Regions from separate parts of the Homo sapiens genome. Here region 1 is linked to region 2. A link is a loop called in an ENCODE intact Hi-C map of the cell type or tissue named here. Cell type or tissue: endothelial cell of umbilical vein. All regions are shown on one strand. Each heading gives the region's core, and the rest is flanking DNA. Links, peaks and the distances in the headings are about the cores only. Region 1 overlaps TMEM248 (transmembrane protein 248). Region 2 has its middle 68 kb from the start of LINC02604.

Evidence for each region. Hi-C counts contacts between places; a loop is a spot of excess contacts. Peaks named below come from ENCODE experiments on the same cell type or tissue, not always from the same donor. Only the 100,000 strongest peaks of a DNase experiment are listed, where the experiment ranks them.
Region 1: it touches region 2 in a loop (9-fold over the local background); 2 of 110 quality-filtered maps call a loop at or near these places.

What each region holds. Positions count from the first base shown.
Region 1 is chr7:66,945,610-66,955,232 of GRCh38, reverse strand. It overlaps TMEM248 (transmembrane protein 248), which reads right to left. Exons shown (of 7, transcript NM_017994.5): 4 at 6,539-6,689; 5 at 4,098-4,281; 6 at 1,864-2,007. Among named protein-coding and RNA genes, the nearest start is that of TMEM248, 29 kb to the right of the region's middle. RefSeq lists enhancers at 2,317-2,611, 3,632-4,831 and a silencer at 2,317-2,611. In endothelial cell of umbilical vein, for the core only: no CTCF peak of the experiment used is centred there; DNase peaks (open chromatin) are centred at 2,452 and 4,682; H3K27ac peaks cover 3,745 bases.
Region 2 is chr7:66,831,682-66,841,304 of GRCh38, reverse strand. It overlaps the pseudogene GTF2IRD1P1. Among named protein-coding and RNA genes, the nearest start is that of LINC02604, 68 kb to the left of the region's middle. RefSeq lists an enhancer at 7,783-8,344. In endothelial cell of umbilical vein, for the core only: a CTCF peak has its summit at 4,129 (motif pointing left); no DNase peak of the experiment used is centred there.

The DNA of each region.
Region 1 (9,623 bases), core at 463-8,462, 110 kb before region 2:
GGAGTGCAGTGGTGCAATCGTAGGTTACTGCAGCTTCCAACTTCTGGGCTCAAGCAATTCTCCTTCCTCAACCTCCCCAGTAGCTGGGAATACAGGCATGCACCATTACATCTGGCTAATTTTTTAACTGTTAGTAGAGAAGGGTTCTCACTATGTTGCCCAGGCTGGTCTTGAACTCGTGGGCTCAAGTGATCCTTCTGCCTCAGCCTCCTAAAAGTCCTGGGATTACAGGTCCACCTAGCTGAGGTAACTGTCTTTAAACCTTGATAAGCATTCTGTTAGAAGACTTCTTATGCTGATGGAACTACAGAGGAGGCAGCTACCCAGAGTCAGTAGTGCTCCAGTGGAGACTTGAGAACAACTGCCAAGTCACTCCCTTTAATAGCAACAGAGGCTTGGGTATATGATTAAAAATCCAACAACATAATTTAGGTTGAGAGTAAAGACACTTCTAATGAAGACAGAAACTACCGCTGGCCTTCTGTAATTGTGGGTTTCATATCCACAGATTCAACCAAAAATACACAAAAGAGGGCTGGGCATGGTAGCTCACACCTGTAATCACCTGTAATCTTTGAGAGGCCAATGTGGGTGGATTGCTTGAGCCCAGGAATTCAAGACCAGCCTAGGCAATGTGGCGAAACCCTGTCTTTTCAAAAAATACAAAAATTAACCAGGTGTGGTGATGCATGCCTGTGGTCCCAGCTACTCAGGAGGTTGACGATCGCTTGAGCCTGGGAGGTCAAGGCTGCAGTGAACTATGATTGAGTCATGAGCTACGATCGCACCACTCTACTCCAGCCTGGGTGACAAAGTGAGACCCTGTCTCAAAAAAAAAAAAAAAAAAAATTAAAAAAGCAAAAATACTCAAAAGAAAAAAAACCAATACATAAGAATACAACAATAAAAATAACACAAGTTTTAAAAATACACTGTAACAACTATTTACATAGTATTTACATTGTATTAGGTATTATAAGTAACCTAGAAGCTGGGCCCAGTGGCTCACGCCTGTGATCCCAGCACTTTGGGAGGCCAAGGCAGGTGGATCACTTGATAACAGCAGTTCGAGACTAGCCTGGACAACATGGTGAAACCCTGTATCTACTAAAAATACAAAAATTAGCTGAGTGTGGTGGCACATGCCTGTAATCCCAGCTACTCTCGAGGCTGAGGCAAGAGAATCACTTGAGCCCAGGAGGCAGAGGTTGCAGTGAGCCAAGATCGTGCCACAGCACTCCAGCCTTGGTGACAGAGCAAAACTCTCTCAAAAAAAAAAAAAAAAAAAAAAAAGAAAGTAATCTAGAGATTAACGTTACAGAGGATGAGCTGGGCACAGTGGCTCACACCTGTAATTCCAGCACTTTGGGAGGCCAAGGCGGGTGGATCACTTGAGGTCAGGAGTTTGAGACCAGCCTGGCCAACATGGTGAGACCCGGTCTCTACTAAAAATGCAAAAACTTAGTGGGACGCGGTGGCTTGCGACTGTAATCCCAGCTCCTCGGGAGGCTGAGGTGGGAGAACTGCTTGAACCTGGGAGGCGGAGGCTGCAGTGAGCCAAGATAGTGCCACTGCACTCCAGCCTGGGAGACAGAGCGAGACTCCATCTCAAAAAAAAAAGTTACAGAGGATGTGCAGAGGTCATATGCAAATACTGTACCATTTTACAGAAGGGATTTGGACATTCATGAATTTCGATATCCACCAGGGTCCTGGAACCAATCCTCCTCGGATACCAAGGGATGACTGTCATTTCTTTAGACGAAAGGTGCCACCCACAATAAATAGAATAAGGATAACTGGGACTTTCTGTATACAGAGACCTCTAGTAAAATGCTGGCCCGGACCCCATCCACCGCTCACCTTCTCGGGACAAAATTCAGGATTGCTCTGACGCAATTTGCTAGGTCTGCCCTTGATAACAGCATAGCAAAACATTGTTATCACCATCACAAAGAGGAAGTAACTGGTGTGCATGAGATGCAAATTTATTAATGAACGGTCATCCTAAATAAAGAAGAGAAAAAAAATCAGAAACATCTGCTCTGAGTGACTGAAAGGTTTTAATGCTGGGTTTTGAGAGACAGGATTGACAGCCTCCAGACTTGCCACAACTTTTCTTCTTAAGCTGCAAGAGGAGGTTTCTCCTTTTGCCTCCTAAATGACCAAAGCTGGGTCTCATTAAGTGAAGACATGGTGCTCCCGAGCCTCTGTTGGAGAGCACCACGCCTTCCTAGCGCTGTCCTCTGCCCTGCCTTCTGCACCCCCACACTGCCTGAACCCTGCCCCTCCAGCAGGCTTCCTCCCCTGCAAATGCTGCAGACACTCCATCTTTAAGCCCCACTCCTTTCTGGACACATCCTCGTCACAAGACTGCCCTCAGGTTGCATGGCTGACAGCCGAGGCTGCATTCCTAACTCCTGACTATGCCCCCACCAGGAAGGCCTCGGCACCTCACCCCTCCCCAGGGGTCACGCCCTTCCTCCTGCTTTTCTCTATTTCCCTAAGTCCTTGGATGAAAATGCTGAGATCATCCGTGATTCACTACCCTTTGACCTCCCACATGCAGTCAATTCCCAGACCCTGCAAGTTACTAAAGGGACCCCAGACATGGTTCCATTCCTTTACCCTCTAGTATCTCCAGGCCTCAGGACAGCTCTGGGCTCCCCCAGGTCATTTATAACATAGCGGGGCAGCTCAGTCTTCTCAACACACTGCTTTACCAACACCCACGCCCCAAACACAGGCAGGGACTGCCCTTGGCCAGGCACTAAGGGCCTCAGCCCACCATCCAGCCTGACCTCCATAGCTGGCTCCTGCAGGACCCTGGCCTACAAATGAGCCCCAGAAAAGGGCAAAGGTCGGGCATAGTGGCTCATGCCTATAATCCCAGCACTTTGGGAGGCTGAGGTGGGAGGATCACCTGAAGTCAGCAGTTCAACACCAACCTGGCCAACATGTCGAAACCTTATCTCTACCAAAAATACAAAAATTAGCTGGGCGTGTTGGCAGGTGCCTGTAATCCCAGCTACTTAGAATCACTTCAATCCAGGAGGCAGAGGTTGCAACGAACCGAGATTGTGCCACTGCACTCCAGCCTGGGTGACAGAGAAAGACTCAATCTCAAAAAATAAAAATAAAAAAAAATTAAAATAAAGAAAAAAAGAAAAGGGCAAAGGGCCAGGCCAAAAGAAGAGAGATCCAGCTAACACACACTGCCAGAAAGGAACATATTTATAAAATATCAAAGCAGTGTTAAAAAGTGGGCTTGGGCCAGGTGCAGCGGCTCATACCTGTCATCCCAGAAACTTTGGAGGCCAAGGCAGGAGGATCGCTTGAGACCAGGGGTTCAAGACCAGCCTGGGCAACACAGCAAGACCCCCGTCTCTACAAAAAGTTTAAAAATTATCCCGGCATGGTGACATGCACCTGTAGTCCCAGCCACTTGGGAAGCTTGAGCCCAGGAGGCTGAAGCTGCAGTGAGCTATGATTGCGCCACTAGACCCCAATCTGGGCGACAGAGCAAGATCCTGTCTCTAAAAAAGTAAGTGGGCTCAAGTCTAAGTAGGAAGCTGAGCTAGCAGCACACAGCTACTAGATGAGATAGGTAAGTATTTTGTTCCCCTTGCCTCTTGGTTAAGTTAAATCCTATTCAGGCCTCACTCTCTAGCCGAAGATTCATCTCCTCCTACTACTCCCTTCTATCTTTCAGAACTCTAAGCAGCACTATTTCTTGTTCACACGGACACTAACTAGATAGTCTTCTATGAACGTCTGTGAACATCCCTCTAAGATAATATTAATAGAAGGATCCCTTGTAACCCCCCCCAGGGATTAGGCAGTTGCTCAAGAAATAACTGCTGCTGAACAACAGAGAAAATGAAGAGAAAAACCAGATTTTTCTTAACCAATGGGTAACATGTTTTTCCAAGCATCCACCACTCCGCCTAGTGTCCTAACTCACCTGGAAATCTAAAGTGGCAGAGGATACGCTTACCCAGGGAAGTCAGCAGGGCCTACACCAACGGTTGCAGCACATGCGCACACATGTGCATATGCATGCACGCACACACACACACACAATTTTTCTCACTTACATCTGGAACAATCACTGTAAGCTTGGGATTTAAAGCATGATAGACTTTTCCAATGGCCCCCTTATAACACCAGAAAGGATTGTAATCTTGGGCGTATTTTGTGTTGGCATCTCTGGCAGTTGTGAAGATCTTGTACCAGAGCGTGGCGTTGCTGTACGTGTCAGGAACACAGTGCGGTGGCTGTCTGCAGGAGAAGAGGAGGAGGAAAGACACGTGCTCAGTGGCCTGAGTCATTCACTTGTGTCACCCCCACAGCAGCTGGTAAAACACTGAACACGGCAACACACATGGAAAGGAAAAATGTAACTTACACGTTCATGCTTCTTTGAGATAAATACCATTATATTTTAGTTTGAGGGTCTTTTTTAAAAAATAAAAATATAACAGAAAAATAAATAGGTGCCTGACATTTAGGAGTTTGGGTGTTGGATTTTTGCCTTCAGAATTCAGCCTACAGTCCTCTCACATGTGATGCAAAGCACATAAGCTCCTTTTAAGCCTATCTTCTCAAATGAGCTAAACTCTTAGTATATTAGTCCTTTCTCATGCTGCTGATAAAGACATACCCGGGACTGGGTTATTTATAAAGGAAACAGGCTTAATTGACTCACAGTTCAGCATGGTCAGGGAAGCCTCAGGAAACTTACAAGCATGGCGGAAGTGGAAGCAAACACATCCTTCTTCACATGGCGGCAGCAAAGAGAAGTGCCAAATAAAAGGTGGAAAACCCCTTATAAAACCATCATATCTCATGGGAACTCTCTTACTATGAGAACAGCAGCATGGGGGTAACAATCTCCAGGATTCAATTACCTCCCACTGGGTCCCTCCCATGACACATGAGGATTATGGGAACTACAATTCAAAACGAGATTTGGGTGGGGAGACAGCCAAACTATATCATCTTTTTTTTTTTTTTTGAGACGGAGTCTTGCTCTGTTGCCCAGGCCGGTGTGACCTCGGCTCACTGAAACCTCCACCTCCCATGTTGAACTGATTCTCCTGCCTCAGCCTCTCAAGTAGCTGGGATTACAGGTGTGAGCCATTGCGCCCAGCCCAAAGCATATCACTTAGTTACAACTGGAAGCTTTACCTACAAAATTCTATATCAGTCACTGCAACACAAAGTAATGTTTAACTTAATCTGATCTTGTCCTACAAACCTCCAAATGTCTAAAATAGACAAATCCTGAGATAATTCTTATTTAAAAAGGATTCACCATAGAATTATTTTAAATAGGCTATATCTTATGTATTTCACCTATTTATTTATAGATAATTATCTCCTTTATAGAGACAGGAGAGACCAAAAAAAACCAACAACAAAAAAAACCTAAAATGCAAAGCAGTAACACTGAATGCTGCTCAAAAACACTGAAGGAAAAGCTTCAAAAACCTTAATTGTTTAATGGAAAATAAAGTTCAATTTATATTTGATTTTAAAACTAATTTTCAAATTCGCAGGTAAAATTAAAGTAACTGTTTAATGGGAAATGATTTAAAATGTTAGATTTTAAAATTAGTTAATTAACAGAAAATAAGTTTTGATTTATACTTGATTTAAAACTAAAATCAAGATAAACTAAAATCAACGATTTTAAAATATCTTTCTGGATAATGGAGATGAACAAAACCTTTATCTTTGTTTTATTTGATTTATTTATTTTTTTGAGACAGAGTCTTGCTGTTGCCCAGGCTGAAGTGCAGTGGCGCGATCTCAGCTCACTGCAACCTCTGCCTCCCTGCTTTAGCCTCTGAGTAGCTGGGATTACAGACATGTGCCATCATGCCTGGCTAATTTTTATATTTTTAGTAGAGATGGGGTTTCACTATGTTGGCCAGGCTGGTCTTGAACTCCTGACCTCAGGTGATCTGCCCACCTTGGCCTCCCAAAGTGCTGGGATTATAGGCATGAGACACCGCACCTGGCTGAAAACCTTTATCTTTAGAGAGCCTCTTTTCTTTTTTCTTTTTCTTTCTTTTTTTTTTTTTTTAAATAGAGACAGGGTCTCCCTATATGTTGTCCAGGCTGGTCTTGAACTCCGGGGCTCAAGTGATCCTCCCACCTCAGCCTTCCACAGTGCTGGGATCGCAGGCCTGAGCCACGGCACCCGGCCACAGTGAGCCTCTTTTCTGTAACTTGCTGCTTCTACTCCTGCGGGAAAGACAGCCTATGAATGTCCAACAACAGCCAGGTGCTTTTACTGCCTCGAGGGGGCACTAACTTTCTGATTTTATATGCAGAAGTTCTATCTTTAGAATTCCAAATTAAATAATCCTTTAGACAAATTAAATAATCCTTTAGATAGGTCCGAGTAGAGATAATTCTATAAAGAAATGTGAAGTGAGCCATCCTGAGAATTTACAGCTGAAGCAGCCCAGCCGTACTCACGGCAAGTGGAGCTTGTTACGCACGTTCATCAGGTGCCGGGTACACTTACACAGTGACGGGGAACACCCCAGGGCTGGCCGTGAGGGTCATGCAGGCTGTGAATACCACCTGCTCACAGTGACCGTGGAGGGCGCAGTCATCTGAGCTCCACGCTGTAGGCAGGGTGAAGGTGATGTTTATCTCCTCGTGGGCTTCCCTGCCTATGAAAGAGAAATCATTTTTTTATAAAGTCAAGAACCACGTACTTGTCATTCTCTGGGATACAAATAAATCCTGAAATCAAACCCACACAGGAATCATCTATCAGCCCAGGCACCTGCCTTTGTGGGATCTGAGGAAGAAGAGCAGTCCTGACCCTGACCATGAGTCCTACTCAACTCAGAGCCACGAAGCAGCGAAGGAAGTGGCCACTTTCCAGTACATGGCCTGGAGATGCCAAACCAGACCTCGGGCAGATCAGAGATGAAAAGCTCGGGCTGGGTGAATTATCCCCAGCATTTCTGCACAGCTGTCTAGCCATTTTCAAACATCTTTTATATGTATTATTTCACTTAAAATTTACTACTCTCCCATGAACATGACTGAAGAAGTGCAGCTGTTCCCCTTTTACATATGAACAAACAGAGGTCAGAGGGTTTCAGAGTTAAGAAAGGCAAGTGATGAAGCTTAAACTAAAACCAACGTATTGCCAGGCACAGTGGTTCACATCTGTAGTCCCAGCACTTTGACTTTAGAAGGCTGAGGCAGGAGGATTGCTTGAGGCCGGGAATTCACGACCAGCCTGAACATGACAGCAAGATTCTGTCTCTACAAAAAAGTTTTAAAAATCAGCCAGGTGTACTGGTGCACACCTGTGGTCCCAGGTACTAGGGAGGATCACTTGAGCCCAGGAGTTTGAGGCTGCAGTGAGCTATGATCACACCACTGCACTCTAGCCTGGCGACAGATCAAGACCCAGTCTCAAAATTAAAATAAAATTTTAAATAAAAATTAAATTAAAATAAAAAATTAAAATATTAAAATAAAATTAAAATTAAAAAATAGCCAAGCGTGGTGGCTCATGCCTGTAATCCCAGCACTTTGGGAGGCTGAGGCGGGCGGATCATTTGAAGTCAGAAGTTCAAGACCAGCCTGGCCAACATGGTAAAATCCTGTCTCCACTAAAAATACAAAATTAGCTGGGCATGGTGTCACGAACCTATAATCCCAGCTACGCGGGAGTCTGAGGCAGAACAGTCGCTTGAACCCGGGAGACAGAGGTTGCAGTGAGCCAAGATTGTGCCACTGCACTCCAACCTGGGCGACAGAGTGAGACTCCATCTCAAAATAACAACAAAAAATCCCGAAGGTGTCCTTATGCCATGCCATAAGCAACAGGTCCACTTGCTACATGGAAAACCCAGAAGTCACCCATACCTTGATTATTATGGGAATATTCTCACCTCTAACAGCCAATAGGAGGCTGGTGGGCACTTAAATTCCTTGAAGGACTTTTTATTTGTTTCTTGTTTTTTTTTTTTTTTTTTTTTGAGACAGGGTCTCACTCTATTGCCCAGGCTGGAGTACAGTGGTACAATCTTAGCTCACTGTAGCCTCGACCTCCCAGGTTCAAGCAATCCTCCCACCTCAGCCTCACAAGTAGCTGGGACTACAGGTGCACGCCACAACACCTGGTTAATTTTTTTAATTTTTTCATAAAGACAGGTGTTTGCTATGTGCCCAGGCTGGGCTTCAACACCTGAGCTCAAGCAATCTTCCTGCCTCAGCCTCTCAATGTGCTGGGATTACAGGCATGAGCCACTGCATCTAGCCTAAGCAATTTTTAAAAAGCCTTTTGGTAACCAAAGAACAAAAGGTTATTCTTCCAAGGCCCAGGTGTCCCATATGAAGCCTTTCCTGATTATTCCAGCTTCCACTGCCTTCTAGCCCTTCTCCTGCAACACTTACAGTCTGTCATGGGTTTAGTACTGGTCAAAGGGCAGTGCTCCACATTTTATAAGTATGTATTTTTTCATATCCCTTATCAAGCACTTACGTAGCATTTCCTTTGTGGCAGGAACTATTGTAAGTGCTTGATAAACATTAACTCACGTTTATCTTTGTCTCTTCCATAACCCCAAAATTCCAAAAGGAAGAGACCAAATGTTAGGCCTTTTTTTTTTTTGAGGTGAAGTCTCACTCTGTTGCCTAGACTGGAGTGCAGTGGCATGATCTTGGCTCACTGCAGCCTCCGCCTCCAGGGTTCAAGTGATTCTCCCACCTCAGCCTCCAGAGTGGCTGGGATCACGGGCGCCTGCCACCACGCCTGGCTAATTTTTTTGCATTTTTAGTAGAGATGGGGTTTCACCATGTTGGCCAGACTGGTCTTGAACTCCTGACCTCAAGTGATCCACCCACCTCGGCCTCCCAAAGTGCTGGGATTACAGGCGTGAGCCACTGCGCACGGGCCCATCTTAGGCATTGTCTTTTCTTTTCTTTTTTTGAGATGGAGTCTCGCTCTGTCGCCCAGGCTGGAGTGCAGTGGTGCAATCTCGGCTCACCGCAACCTCCACGTCTTGGGTTCAAACAATTCTCCTGCCTCAGCCTCCTGAGTAGCTGGGACTACAAGTGCGCACCACCATGCCTGCATGCCCAGCTGACTTCTTTTTTTTTTTTTTTGGAGAGAGAGTCTCCCTCTGTCGCCCAGGCTGGAGCACAGTGGCATGAATCTCAGCTCACTGCAACCTCTGCCTCCTGGGTTCAAGCTATTCTCCTGCCTCAGCCACCCGAGTAGCTGGGACTACAGGTGCCTGCCACCACGCCCGGCTAATTTTTGTATTTTTAGTAGAGACGGGGTTTTGCCATATTGGCCAGGCTGGTCTCAAACTCTTGACCTTGTGATCTGCCCACCTTGGCCTCCCAAAGTGCTCGGATTACAGGCGTGAGCCACCGCGCCCGGCCAATTTTTTGTATTTTAGTAGTGATGGGGTTTCACCATGTTGCCCACGCTGGTCTCAAACTCCCGAGCTCAGGCAATCCACCCACCTCGGCCTCCCAAAGTGCTGGGATTACATGCATGAGCTACTGCACCCAGCCATCTTAGTCATTTTCTAGTTCTTCCCAGCAGCTTAGCACAGTGCCAGACTAACAATGGC
Region 2 (9,623 bases), core at 1,080-9,079:
GTAATCCCAGCTACTCGGGAGGCTGAGGCAGGAGAATCGCTTGAACCCAGGAGGCAGAGGTTGCAGTGAGCTGAGATTGTGCCACTGCACTACAGCCTGGGTGGGTGACAGAGCGAGACTCTGTCTCAAAATAAATACACGCCCACACGAGGCTGGGCTTGGTGGCTCATTCCTGTAATCCCAGCACTTTGGGAAGGTGAGGTGGGTGGATCTCTTGACCCCTGGAGTTTGAGACCAGCCTGGGCAACATAGTGAGACCCTTGTCTATACAAAACATAAAAAGTTAGCTGGGCATGGTGGCTGGTACCTGTGGTCCCAGCTACTCAGGAGGCTGAGGTGGGAGGATTGCTTGAGCCTGGGAGGTCAAGGCTGCAGTGAGCTATGATCGCACCACTGCACTCCAGCCTGGACAACAGATTAAGACCTTGTCTCAAAAATACAAACGTGGCCAGGCACGATGGCTCACGCCTGTAATCCCAACACTTTGGGAGGCTGAGGCACGCAGATCACCTGAGGTCAGGAGTTTGAAACCAACCTGGCCAACATGACGAAAGCCCGTCTCTACTAAAAATACAAAAATAATTAGCCGGGTATGGTGGCATATGCCTGCAGTCCCAGCCACTCAGGAGGTTGAGGCAGGAGAATCGCTTGAACCCCGGAGCAGAGGTTGCATTGAGCCAAGATTGTGCCACACACACACAAAAAAACATGAATGCATATATATATACACTTACATGCGTAAACACATACCAACACCAGGTTCGATGCCTGTCCCGAGTGCCCACCAGACCTTGCCCCCAGCAGTCAGCTTGGTTACCATCCACCAACACCCCCCAAGCATGTGTTCTGACCTCTTAGGGGCAGAGGTGGGCTGTTTATCCCAGAATCCCCACATCATATCAGGCCTCTCCCTGCAGCTCCCTGGGTGGGTGGGAATTAACCAAATCATCTGTCCCAGGGTTCCTGCCACCTTCATTCCCCAGCCCCCTCCCCAGATTCTTAACACTTTCCAGGCCCTGCAGGTCTCAGTCCCCCACAAGCAGTGATCAAACCCCTACTGTGCCAAGCCAGGAGCCCCAGAGCTCACAGATGGTGAGGAAGGGGGATCCCCAGATGGTTCACCCCAGGACAGTGAGCAGGTGCCTGGCTTGGCCACCCCTGGAGATTGTGGTCCCTGGAGATAAAGCACAGGGAATCTGTCTCCCTGGTGGAGGTGGGGAGCACCATCCTGGAGGGCCAGGGACTGATGGGGACAGGGATGCCTTCTGCTGTGGCGACCGCGGTGGGCCCCGACCGCCTGGAGGGGCAAGGCTGGGGCAGGGTGGCCCTGGACTTGGCTGACAGGTGTCATTTGCTGCTTCCCTTCACAGGTCAGACAAGGGCAGCATGTGTGAAGACTGCGGGCCAGGTGAGAAGGAACAGGGCCCGCTGTGTGTATCGTGGGCAGGGAGGGCAACCACCAGCCTTGGGGAGGAGCTCAACTCAGCCTATGAGAGTGGAGTGCTAATGAGCCTCCTCTGGGCAATAGAGTGAGACTCCATCTCAAATGAAAAAAAAAAAAGGGAAAGAAAAGGACCCTTGTCTGTGGGGAGACTGGGCTGGGTGGTCCCTGAGGGACTGTGACAGGAGTACAACAGGCAGAAGACACCCATGTCATTTGGAGTTTTGTCTTCAGACCCGTCACCAACCTCTGAGGAAATGACAGACTCAATGGCTGGGCACCTGCCATCGGAGGATTCTGATTGTGGGATGGAGATGCTGACAGGTAAGAAATGGAGCTGGGCTGGTGGTGCTTGGGACTCATCTCCCCAGGGAGCAAAGGGAAAGGGGTGGGCCAGACAGGCCTCAGGCTTTTCTTGGTGTTGACCGGCTCTAGTAGATGTAATCCAATATATGCCTGACCCCAATCCAAGGCTGGGTTCCTTTTGGAAACCTCAAGTAGGCAAGTAGGCTCTATTTATTTATTTAGAGACCTTGGGCATTTCACGTCATCTTTGTGTGTTTATATATAGATATAGATATAGATATATAGATATATAGATATGTACCCATATATATACACACACATATATATACCCATATATATACATACACATATATATACACACATATATATACACACATTATATATACACACATATATACACACATATATACACATATATACACACACATATATACATATATATACGTATATATATACACACACACATATATATACATATATATACATATATATACATATATACATATATATACATATATATACATATATATACGTATATATATATATACACATACACACACATATATATATACACACACACATTTTGAGACAGAGTTTCACTCTCGTTGCCCAGGTTGGAGTGCAGTGGTGCGATCTTGGCTCACCACAACCTGTGCCTCCCTGGTTCAAGCGATTCTCCTGCCTCAGTCTCCTAAGTAGCTGGGATTACTGGCACACGCCATCACGCCTGGCTAATTTTTTAGTTTTCGTATAGACGGGCTTTCGCCATGTTGTTCAGGCTGATCTCGACCTCCTGACCTCAGGTGATCCACCTGCCTCAGCCTCCCAAAGTGCTGGGATTGCAGGTGTGAGCCACCACACACGACTGTAGGCTCCATTTATAACAAGGCTCAGCATCCTTCCCAGGAGCCACCTATTGGGATTAATTTGTCCATTTATCCAACAACTATTTATTGAGCATCTATTGTGTACCTGGTCCCATATAAGGGGCTGGAGACAAAGCAGTGAACCTGAAGTCCCCACCTCCTGGAGTTCACATCCTCATGTGAAGAGATAGATGGATAGTAAGCAAATAAGTAAAATAGGCAAGTTAAGGTGGCTCATGCTTGTAATCCTAGCACTTTGGGAAACCAAGGCGAGGGGATTATTTGAGGCCGGGAGTTCAAGATCAGCCTGGGCAACATACAGAGACCCATCTCTTAAATTTTTTGACATGGATCCTCACTCTGTCGCCCAGGCTGGAGTGCAGTGGCGCAATCTCAGCTCACTGCAACCTCCACCTCCTGGGTTCAAGCAGTTCTCCTGCCTCAACCTCCTGAGTAGCTGGGATTACAGGTGCCCACCACCATGCCTGGCTAATTTTTTTGTATTTTTAGTAGACATGTGGTTTCACCATGATGACCAGGCAGGTCTCGAACTCCTGACCTCTAATGATCCTCCTGCCTCAGCCTCCCAAAGTGCTGGGATGACAAGTATGAGCCACCGTGCCTGGCCGAGGACTTTGTCTTGTTCCCATGTGTCCTCGGTGTCTACAACAGACTAGCTTGGGAGGTACATGCAAAATGATCTCAGCCTGCTTCTGTGTGAAGGCCAGGGTGGGCACCTGTATGGAATCTGGATCCCTGATCCCATTGGAGTGGGTGCCGTGCTTCAGAGTTGGGGTCCCCTGGCCCTCCATTCCCCAGCTATCTGGTCTGACGTCAGCAGTGCAAGGCTTAGGAGATGATGAACATGGCTTCCCGGCATCCTCTGTTCTCTTTTAGACAAAGGCCTGAGTGAGGACCCACGGCCTGAGGAGAGGCCCGTGGAGGGTGAGGCACTGTCTATCCCCCACGTTTTACGCCCACCGCCACCCCATGTCTCCTCCCCTGCCCTCCACCTACCCTTGGCCTCTGGGTCTCTTCCTTCTCTCCATCCCATCTCTCTCCAGCACCCTGGTTTGGGGGTGGGAGTCCTGTGGGCTGCCTGAGGTGGGAGGAGATTTAAGGACATGTCTTCTAGAACCAGGAGGTACCTGGTCAGAGCTGCAAGCGGTTCCCACTGCTAAGGGAAATTACAAGACTTTGTTTGCTGCTTTCCACAAAGGTTTTAAGACTGGGAACTGAGCCTCCTCTATCTGAACAAGTAGAATAGAGGCCTGAAAGCACAAAATTGGCTTTGTGTCCAGCAGACACACCCATTCTCAGGAACGTGAGAATTCCCTCCCTGCTGAGAGTGGAAGTAGGACAGAGAGAGAGGGAGGCCAGCGTGAGGGTGGGTCTGTTTCACCTCTGGAGTATCCTGGAATAGAATGAGTGAGTGTCAGAGGACAGAATTGTCACTTCCCAAACCCAGCCCGGCAGGAGGAACCATGAAGTCTTAACACAGTTCCACTGCCACCTGGTGGCGGTGTGCTCAATTTGCAGGCTTAGTGTGTACCCAGTAGTTCTCAGTCACATACTATACTCAGTCACATACCTAGAAAGATGCATGGTCACTCGTAGTCCACAGAACCTTCCAAATCTTCATTCAGGCTGGTGATGCCCTAGATTTGATTTCACTAACAGGAATGTGAGCACTGTCTGGCTCACAGGAATTGTGGACCTGTCTGCGTGTGCCATTTCTGAGGAAATAAGTTGCCCACTGCCACCACCCCAGCCCCAGCCTTCCCCCATTCCAAGATCCCACCACAAGGCCAATCTTGGTACCAGCAGAGCAGGAACATCAGCCGAGAAGCTGCCACCAAAGAGCCTCAACAGACTGCCTTTTGCCTTCCAGACAGTCAAGGTGACGTGATCCGGCCCCTGTGGAAGCAGGTGGAGCTGCTCTTCAACACAAGATACGGTGAGCAAGAAGTGGGACAGGGTTGGGGGCATCCCAGCCCCCTCCAGTGGCCCTGTTTGCAGAAGGGCTTTGGACCCATCCCCTTGCCAGCTCCCATCCCAGCTGCTCTCTGGGCAGGGACAAGGGAGGGAGGGAAGGGAGGAGCTGGGACCCTCCTTTAAAAAAAGAGAATAAGATAAGATAACCTTAGTGGTGTGCCAGGCATGAGGCTAGGTGCTTCCCCGTGTTTTTTTGTTTTGTTTTGTTTTGTTTTTTTTAGACAGAGTCTGACTCTGTGGCCCAGACTGGAGTGCAGTAGCACAATGTCGGCTCACTGCAACCTCCGCCTCCCAGGTTCCAGTGATTCTCCTGCCTCACCCTCCCGAGTAGCTGGGATTGCAGGCGCTTGCCACCACACCCGGCTAATTTTTGTATGTTTAATAGAGACAGGGCTTCACCATGTCGGCCAGGCTGGTCTTGAACTCCTGACCTTAAGCGATCCTCCCACCTCTGCCTCCCAAAGTGCAGGGATGACAGGCATGAGCCACCGTGCCCAGCCCCCTGTATTCTTCTATCCCACCTCACAAAATCCCCATGTCCTAAGACCCACTTTACAGGTGAGGAGCACTGAGGCCTCGTAAAGGAGTGTGACTCATCCAAGGCCCCACCCCACTCAGTGGCAGAGATCAGGCTCATTCCAAGGTGTGGGTGTTGGTGTTGTAGAGATGAGGTCTTGCTATATTGCCCAGGCTGGTCTTGAACTCCTGAGCTCAAGTGGTCCTCCTGCCTCAGCCTCCCAAAGTGCTGGGATTACAGGCATGAGCCACCACTGCTCCCAGCCTAAAAAGGTTTTTAAGGCTCATGACACACTGTACTGAGTTGCTCTCTGGAAATGTTACAATTTTTGCTTCTCAGGGAGGTACATCTTTCTGTACGCTCATAGGCATAAAATGCAAAAATGCAATCCTAAATTTTTATCTTGGCCATGTGTGGTGGCTCACATCTATAATCCCAGCACTTTGGGAGGCCAAGGTGGGAGTATTGTTTGAGCTCAGGAGTTTGAGACCAGCCTGGGCAACATAGTGAGACCTGATTTCCAAAAATAACCCCAAAACTAAATTTTTCATTTTTGACAACTTGACAAATTTCAAGTGACATTTATTACTAATGAAGATGAATATTTGTCATCCCTTGTTGGCCCTTTGTATGTCTAAATGGTGAATTGTTCATTCATGTCCTTGGTGCATTATTTAATGTTTTAAATGTTTCTTCTTCTTTTTTTTCTTGAGATGGAGTCTCACTCTGTCGCCCAGGCTGTAGTGCAGTGGCACGATCTCGGCTCACCGCAAGCTCTGCCTCCTGGGTTCACGCCATTCTCTTGCCTCAGTTTCCTGAGTAGCTGGGACTACAGGTGCCTGCCACCACGCCTGGCTAATTTTATGTATTTTTAGTAGAGACAGGGTTTCACCGTGTTAGCCAGGATGGTCTTGATATCCTGCCCTCATGATCCGCCCACCTCGGCCTCCCGAAGTGCTGGGATTACAGGCATGAGCCTCCGCGCCTGGCCTAAATGTTTTTTTCTTTACTTATTTGAAGAAGTTCTTTATATGTGAAGCTCATTAACCTTTTATCTGCCACATGGAGTTTGTCATTTGTCTTCTTGTTTTTGATTTAAAAAAACTATTCATTCCTAGATGGGCATTACCCTTATTAAACAACTAATATAATGTGTGATATCCAATGATACATTTAAAACAAGACAACCAATATCTTGATGTACATAAAGATAAACTTCAGAAGACAAACATTAAATGTTTCAACACACATTTGAATGAACTTTACTTACAAATTGTTTAGTTGGAAAAGAAATTTGTGTTCAAAAAATGTTTTCACTGGTGGAAAAATAAATCTAACAAAACCAGCATGTGAAAACACTGATTTACAAAGCCAAAATATATCTTAGTTCCATTTCCTGTATGCCCTCAATGTGATTGTCTCTATTTTTTTTTTTTAACAGAGACAGAGGTCTCACTGTGTTGTCCAGGTTGGTCTTGAACTCGTGGCCTCAAGTGATCCTCCTGCCTCGGCCTCCCAAAAGGCTGGGATAACAGGACTGAGCCACTGCGCCTGGCTGAGGTTCTCATTAAATGAAAATAAAGGCCAGGCACGGTGGCTTATACCTGTAATGCCAGCCCTTTGGGAGTTTGAGGTGGGTGGATCACCTGAGTTCAGGAGTTTGAGACCAGCCTGACCAACATGGTGAAACCCCATCTCTACTAAAAATATAAAAAATTAGCTGGGCATGGTGGCAGGCACCTGTAATCCCAGCTTCTCAGGTGGCTGAGGCAGGAGAATCGCTTGAACCCAAGAGGCAGAGGTTGCAGTGAGCTGAGATTGTGCCACTGCACTCCAGCCTGGGTGGGTGACAGAGCGAGACTCTGTCTCAAAATAAATACATGCCCACACCAGGCTGGGCTTGGTGGCTCATTCCTGTAATCCCAGCACTTTGGGAGGCCAAGGTGGGTGGATCTCTTGACCCCTGGAGTTTGAGACCAGCCTAGGCAACACAGTGAGACCCTTGTCTCTACAAAACATAAAAAGTTAGCTGGGCGTGGTGGCTGCTACCTGTGATCCCAGCTACTTGGGAGGCTGAGGTGGGAGGATTGCTTGAGCCTGGGAGGTCAAGGCTGCAGTGAGCTGTGATCGCACTACTGCACTCCAGCCTGGACAACAGAGTAAGACCTTGTCTCAAAAATACAAACATGTGGCCGGGCACGATGGCTCACGCCTGTAATCCCAGCACTTTGGGAGGCTGAGGCACGCAGATCACCTGAGGTCAGGAATTCGAAACCAACCTGGCCAACATGACGAAACCCCGTCTCTACTAAAAATACAAAAATAATTAGCTGGGTATGATGGCGCATGCCTGTAGTCCCAGCCACTCAGGAGGTTGAGGCAGGAGAATCGCTTGATCCCCAGAATCGGAGGTTGCAGTGAGCCAAGATCGTGCCACTGCACTCCTGCCTGGGCAACAGAGCAAGATTCTGTCCCCAAAAAAAAAAAATACATGGATGCATATATACATATACATATATACATACATGCATACATACATACCAACACCAGGTTCGATGCCTGACCTGAGTGCCCACCAGACCCCGCCCCCAGCAGTCAGCTTGGCTACCATCCACCAACACCCCCCAAGCACATTGTGACCTCTTAAGGCAGAGGTGGGCTGTTCATCCCAGAATCCCCACATCATATCAGGCCTCTCCCTGCAGTTCTCTGGGAGGGAGGGAATTAACCAAATCATCTGTCTCAGGGTTCCTGCCACCTTCATTCCCCAGCCCCCTCCCCAGATTCTTAACACTTTCCAGGCCCTGCAGGTCTCAGTCCCCCATAAGCAGTGATCACACCCCTACTGTGCCAAGCCAGGAGCCCCAGAGCTCACAGATGGTGAGGAAGGGGGATCCCCAGATGCTCACCCCAGGACAGTGAGCAGATGCCTGGCTTGGCCACCCCTGGAGATTGTGGTCCCTGGAGACAGGGCACGGGGAATCTCTCTCCCTGGTGGAGGTGGGGAGCACCATCCTGGAGGGCCAGGGGGTGATGAGGGCAGGGATGCCTTCTGCAGTGGCAACCGCGGGGGGCCCCGACGGCCTGGAGGGGCAAGGCTGGGGCAGGGTGGCCCTGGACTTGGCTGACAGGTGTCATTTCCTGCTTCCCTTCATAGGTCAGACAAGGGCGGCATGTCTGAAGACTGTGGGCCAGGTGAGAAGGACCAGGGCCCACTGTGTGTGTCATGGGCCGGGAGGGCAATCACCAGCCCTACCCGCAGCTTTGAGGAGGAGCTCAACTCAGCCCATGAGCCTGGAGTGCTAATGAGCCTCCTCTGCCCACCTGCATCTCCCAGGCCTTGCAGCGCCGAGGTGCAAGGCATACTGGGAGCTTACTGGGGTGGGGACATGGAGAGCTAGGTGCTGGCATCACCACTGCCTCCTGTCAATGCCCAGACCCAGGCTGCAGGCTCTTGAACCAGCAGCCTCCCCTCTGGGGGGCCTCAGTTACCGGGTCTGTAAATTGGAGCCCCTAAGCCTGGCCTGAGGGCCCCCTGACCTCCAGTTCCGGTCTGGGCAGAAGCCAGGGGAGTGACATGACTTGTCCTAGGTAGGTCCTCACTAACAAGTTACAGACACCAGAATGTTCTGGAAAGACTCACTCTGCCTGGTCAGGCTCTTGCCAGACTTGACCAGATCCTTCTTTTCCTCCTTGCAGGAACCTCCGGGGAGCTGGGTTGGCTGAAGCCAATCAAAATTGAGCCAGAGGATCTGGACATCATTGCGGTCACTGTCCCAAGTAAGCGACGGACATCTGACCACCCCCTGCAGAAATGAGGACCGTAACATAAGCCTCCTGAGGGTCTGCCCTGGTGAAGAAGAGGCCTCCAGGCCACTGTTTCTCTCCATGGATTCTGAGGCCCACCTGGGTATTGTGAATTCTTTCTCTGGCCACATCTGCCCCCTGCATTGTGAACCAGTGTTCTTAGCTCTGACGTTCCAGAAGATCCCCTCAAACATCACCTCCCTGGCTTGGCTTCCCTGGGATTTGTGAGGCTGGAGAGAAGAAAAAGGCATAAGCCTGAGAGGCTCCAAGTTGGACCCTACCCCCTGCCAAGCCTCATTTTCCACATCTTCAGAGGAGAGGGTAGATTTGGGCACTGGAGCCTCAGTATGGGGTGACTGTCAGAAGCCAAGAGGGTGCCGGACGCAGTGGCTCATACTTGTAATCCCGGCATTTTGGGTGGCTGACATGGGAGGATTGCTTGAGGCCAGGAGTTCAAGACCAGACTGGGCAACATAAAAAGACCCCCCATCTCTACAAAAAATACAAAACATTAGCCAAATGTGGTGGTGTGTGACTGTCAGTGCAGCTTCTCAGGAGGCTGAGGCAGGAGAATCACTTGAGCCCAAGAGTTGGAGGCTGCAGTGAGCTGTGATCACACCACTGCACTGCAGCCTGGGCAACCAGAGGAAGACCCTGTCTCAAAAAAAAGAAATGGCCAGGTGCAGTGGCT